Regions from separate parts of the Homo sapiens genome. Here region 1 is linked to region 2. A link is an interaction called in ENCODE POLR2A ChIA-PET data of the cell type or tissue named here. Cell type or tissue: A673. All regions are shown on one strand. Each heading gives the region's core, and the rest is flanking DNA. Links, peaks and the distances in the headings are about the cores only.

What was found. ChIA-PET counts read pairs that join two places held together with the same protein. Peaks named below come from ENCODE experiments on the same cell type or tissue, not always from the same donor. Only the 100,000 strongest peaks of a DNase experiment are listed, where the experiment ranks them.
Region 1: POLR2A ChIA-PET joins it to region 2 with 8 read pairs; 2 of 35 experiments call an interaction of 5 or more read pairs at or near these places.

The regions. Positions count from the first base shown.
Region 1 is chr13:94,414,931-94,417,853 of GRCh38, forward strand. No RefSeq gene overlaps it. Among named protein-coding and RNA genes, the nearest start is that of DCT, 63 kb to the right of the region's middle. In A673, for the core only: a CTCF peak has its summit at 1,755; a DNase peak (open chromatin) is centred at 1,741.
Region 2 is chr13:94,640,446-94,643,368 of GRCh38, forward strand. No RefSeq gene overlaps it. Among named protein-coding and RNA genes, the nearest start is that of GPR180, 40 kb to the left of the region's middle. In A673, for the core only: no CTCF peak of the experiment used is centred there; a DNase peak (open chromatin) is centred at 1,176; H3K27ac peaks cover 1,486 bases.

The sequences.
Region 1 (2,923 bases), core at 302-2,801, 230 kb before region 2:
CTGAATTACCCTAATCACAATTTTTTTTCTTACCCAGCCCTGCTCTGGGCTGTGAGGCTCCGGGAAGGAGCAGAGGGGAGTGGAGAGTTCTGATGTTCCAGTGACAATGAGAAGGTGCTTGACATTTCCTCCACACTCTCAGCCAGCACGGTTGCCACTCACTCTCCACTTTGCCCCAAGCCTTTATTAACCCAGTATGGAATATGGCAATTTCCTAAGTCATGGTCATTAAAGTAAATACCATTTCTCCCCATAAGGCTCCCTTTAGCTGCTGTGTTCTTCGTGCTTCTTTAGCTCATGATATTTCATGCCAAATATTTTAGAGACAGTGTTCAGAAATTACCAAGCAGCTAGACTGTGAAACGTGATGTTCCCATCCATCGGGAAAAGGAGTCAGACCGCAGGGATGTTGTGTTTTGTATTTGCTTTACATTCATTATACGTTTCTTGCTGAGCCTGCTTTTCCACAAATATTGAAAACTGAGCTGACTAATGACTCTCTATTAACACCAACTCATGTTGGTGATCATGCATCTTTGGGAAGTACTTAATAAATACTATTAAAAGATTTTGCTTTACAGCGATGGCAATCATACCAGATGTGATATTGTGTTGTTAGACAAAGGCAATCTTGAAAAGCTTTCAAGGTAACATTTAAAAAGTAATCCTTTATTAGGTTGCCTAGCAAGATGCCCCATAAGTACTTAAAACCCGTAAGACGGTTGAGCTCAGATAAAGAATGCGTTACCAGATGGAGACAGTAATTACCCTGTCCCCGAACTCTAATTGTATTTACCCTGCCTTTTGCCTACGAAGTTGACAATACAATATCTGGCTTTTCAACTGGAGCACACCATTTCATATTTCCTGCTGGTACACATATATTAATGAATGGGTGCTTTCATTAACAAAAGTGTAAGACAAGAATATTTCAGTCATGCTGTTACACCTACTGCCTGATATAGATCATAAAGGACAAGAATAAAATTTAATTTGCAATAACTCTTTGGAGCTACAGTAATAGCTGCCCAGGAGTTCTTTGTCAGAGCATCTTGGCTTTTCATTAAGTACTCAGCCACTAAATTTTTTTCAATTCTGGCAGAAGCAGCCAGGGAACACTTTGGGAGCTCTATAAAAGGCACTCTCCTAATCTTCAAATCATTGGAAAGACTCTTTAGCATCTGTTAAAATATTTTTCCCTTCTAATCTGCCTGAAACTAACAGGGAGAAAATTCTGAGATGTTTCTTAATTAAGCAGTAAGAAATGGTGACGGGTGGTCTGCACTGACTTAATCACAGTTGTAAAGCATGAAAAAGGAAAAAGAGTTAAGTACCCCTAAATCCTCAGGCATCTGACTTCCCCAAGAATGTGCCTTATTGCTATTAGTAAGAAGTCTTTCCTCAGTTTGAATGAGGGAGATCCAAATGATGTGAAAAAAAAAAACTCAAACTCAAGAAAGAGTGAAGGCTGTGAGTGATGTAGGAAAAAACAAAAAACAAAACAAAAAAAAACACCCAGCAAAGCAAATTTCTACCTTTGGCAAGAGGGGAGGAAAGAGTGATGAAGGCGCCAGTCCTAGGGCAAAGGGCTCTTGCTTCTGTGCAGTTATTACTTAGCCTAGTAGCTTCTGAGTGTGGCCTGCAGGACTGCCTCCTTGACCAAGCAGGTAATGCAATTGCAGCAACTGCAAAGTATGAGGCAACAAGGAAGGTGCTGGCTGCAACTAAGCAGCATGAGCTAGCGCCACCTAAAGGGATTCCTGTGCAATTCCAAGGCATTCATTCCGCACACAGCTGGTAAAGACAGGTCTGAGAGCAAAAATCTCCTTCCCCAAAACCAGTTTGTAACCCCTTTCTTAAAATCACCGTGAATGTGAGAATCTAAACCCTTAACCTACTTGCTAATCCCCATTTTCAAACTAGGACTTAGAGTCCCTACAAACTACTTACTAGCAAATCCTGAGAGCTTACCAGATAAGCATCTCAGGTAAACATTCTATCTATTCAGACCATTGACCCAGGAGATTTTTCCTGCTGCGTTTATTAAAACCCAAGACGAAAAGCAAGAATTAATTCTGGAATAGTCTTTTACACCGTTGATACACTTCTCACATCTGTGAAAATTTTATCCATGTCTCAGTTTGCATAATTGTATTGAATGATCTGTTAAGAACTGTTATAACAGCAAAAACAACAAAAAAATGCTCATTTGTTCTGCCATAATAATTGTCTATTTTATCTGAAGATGGTCAGAATATGCCACCCCAAAATATGCCACTTTCACATAAGAATTATTTTGAGCTGAAGACAATTGAGAAATACCAGACATAAGAGGAATTCTCCCTCCTCCCCATTTTTGCCTAAAAGTAGGGCATAAATTTCCCATTGTAAAGTTGACACAAATTTTTATTTGTAAAGGTGTTCACATCTTCCTTACTAGAAAGAGGAGAGAGCTGTTATTTGCATAACAATCTTACCAAACAACTCTTATCTACTATATATTTTTAGTCACCTTCCCACAACTTACCTCCCCTAGGAGCCCCAATCCCCCTTTCCTTTATCTAGGTCTCCAGAATTTATCACCCTCTGTTAGGATGGTATATAAGCTATCAATTCTAACCAGCCCTCTGAGTTACTCATCAGTGAGTTCTCCCTCATGTCCTACATATACCATGTGTAAATAGGCTCTGGTTTTTTTTCTTCTTTTAACCTGTATTTTATCAGTTTAATTCATAGGCCTGGCACTAAACCTAAGATGATAGAGGAAAAGTTTTTAGCCCCTTACCTATTCTTATAAGAATTATATGAAATAAGTATGCCATACTACCAACTCACTTCATGTTATTTATCATTTCATTTTCCTCCACAAAGAGGCCAAAATCTGGTGGTTTGAAAGACCTCATTAAGTATAGGAATTAAATAT
Region 2 (2,923 bases), core at 190-2,689:
CATTTTTCAACAATTTTCTTATTTGTAATCTGTTTCAGAGCAAACAGTCATTCTTTTAGTACAGGAAAAGGTCCTACAAGATAGAGTGAGAAGTGGCCAGATCTGAGAGATGAGTTCTGATATTAGGAGCTCATGGAATTGTTGTAAAGATTATGTATGGTGCTTGTTCCCACTCAGTGCAATGCTCATTGTTTATAGACCTGAAGGTTTTGTGTAAAATTTTCAGCGAGCCTGATGTTCTTCCTAATCTGTCTGTTCGTGGAGATAATATTTAAATGTGCATGAGATGAAATGTTTGTTTTAAATAATCATACATATGTGGTTAGAACAGAAAGTTAGGTGTGTTTGGGATATGTTCAAGATTCTAATTCACACATGACTGCATTCCAACTTACTCCCACACAAAATAAACTTTTAAATCTCTTGCCTAGCCTGTGAGCCTTATAGATCTTTCAGAAGATTAGTTTTTAAGACTTACTCAGAAGTCAATGTTTGTAAAAGGCTTTTTTTTTTTTTTTTTTTTTTTTTGGCGAGGGGGCCAGGGTAAGTAAGAGACAGATTGTTTCAGTGCAAAGTGGTTTCTTTCTGGGTACACCACAGATTGATCTAACTTATGTTCCTCGTCAAATTAGTAGACTATGTTTTATTTCATTTTGTAAAGACAGCAGCTTTTGTGGAAATAAATGATACCTGGTAGTTGTTAAATTTTAATATTTCCAAACTAACAAGGCTTTTAAATCCCTGTGAATTCTATCTTTGATTGTTCTTCAAAGAATGTAGAGTGGTTCATAGAGTTAACCTGAGAATTCAAGATGGAAAACATTCCTGGCAGAGGAAGGTTGGGTTTTAAACACATAGCAAAAATTACAGATTATGGCTTCTATCTAGATTTTAAGGTCATAGGTCTTTCACCTTTTAAAATATGAATTCCCTTCTAGAGAGCAACATTTCCTGCCAGCTCTTCAGCTTCCAGGAACCCCTCTCTCAGATCCAGCCACTCCTCACTCTATCCAGTGAGAACTCTTCAGTGTGCTAAAAGAATCACTGTTTGCTCCAAACCAGATGTTTCCCTCCAGGGCTCTGCTTTAAGTCGGTAAGGCAATATTTCCTGCCCTTTGTCTTCTCCGTATTTTTCATACTTCTCCTCTTTATCATAATGTTGTTTTAGTTTTTCTGATTCTTGATGATACACCACTGTCAGCTCAAGCTTATGCTGAATTTCAACAGCTGTGACATGTCTAAACTGCATTATCTCGAAAACATTGGCTCTAGTGAAAACTAGAAAGGAGCCAAATTAATAAAACAAAACATTTCAAAGGGTTCCTATGGATACATCCTGAAACTAGGAAGTACATACTGAGTTGAGTTGACTCACTCAGCCTGTAATAGCCTCTTCTACACTGCTGCAGCATTTGTGTACACACTGTATAATACATGCTTCAGGAGAATTGGAGCATCTGATGATTGCAATCACATCACTAAAGGTGCACCTTGTTGCCTATGAAATCCATTCTTAAATGGGTTATTGTGTTTGAAGTGATTTATTACAATCTTTAGAGATAAAATATAAATACCATACTAGGGGTGTGGAAACCAAGGTACAAAATGATATGTTTTATGTAGAGGAGTAATCAGAAAATAATGAGTATGCATTCTAATAAGGGTAAAGTCACTAGAGCAGATTGAAAAGACTTCCTTTTATTGCAAGTTGAACCTGTGCAAAGCTGGACTCAGGCAGTAATAACATGATGCTACGTTCCTTTGCCTCTGGTTTTATGAGATCTTTATGCGTCCAGTGTGACTTTCTTCTTTATATATTCATGTTTTAGTTTTAATATATCTGCCTTGAGTTTGATTTTTTTTTTTTAGGGAGCTTCTGGGCAGGAATGTAAACACTACTGTACAGCCTCTGGGTTATAAGTGGTGGGGGCGGAGGTGGTGGCGGAGGAGGAGTCAGAAAAGGAGGAATAGATTCTGAAGTGAAGATCAGCTTATTTTTTATTTGAAAAGGAAATGCTTTTTATCTCCTTATATATAATGACTTTTTTCTGGGTTATTTGCGTATGCTTGGCCTTTTCTGTTAGTTCTTCATCTTTTTCTTTACACTTGCTAAGAACTGTGCCTACAATGCATATTGAAAATATTTTTCCTGCTTTGTGATTTGCTTTTCAGTTTTTTATATGATTGTTTTGGCATACAGAAATTTAAAGCTTTCATATAATCAAGTATGTGAATATTTTCCTCTGGGGTTCCTGCGTTTGGTTTTCTTCAGTACCCAAGATTCCATCTTCACTGGCATCTGTATACACTAATGCCATGGCTTCAATTGTTACAATCAATCTTTAATCTACTTGGAATTTATTTTTATATAAAACAATAGTTCTTATCCAGGCTATGCATTAGAATCACATGAGAAAAAAAATATTCATGCCTAGATTCCATCCCAGACTAATTTGTCGAGAATCTCTGAGGGTGGGGTGTGGTCACTGTATTGTTTCTGAATTTCTGCAAGTGACTTGAGATGTACAACCAGACTCAAGAACCGCTGTGTAAAGGGTCAGGTAGGGATCCAACATTTTCTTTTTCCAAATTGTTCCAATCCACCCTGCAAAGACATTTTTGAAGAATGCTGATGTACAAATTGCCATGATAAAATAAATGTTAAGTTAAAAAAAAATGAAAACTTCATATATGCCAATACTCTCCAATTCCAACTTTGTGCTACTATATATAGTATTATATAAGAACTGAAAAAATGCAACCAAATCTTGATGATTATCTCAGGGTGGTGGAATTTAGATTTTCTTATTTATCCTTTTCTTCATTTTCCAAATACTCTACAAAGATCATGTTTTACTCTTTGTAATAAGAAAAATTGTAAAAGAATTTTAATATTTAAAAATCAAAGATTATCATCTATTTA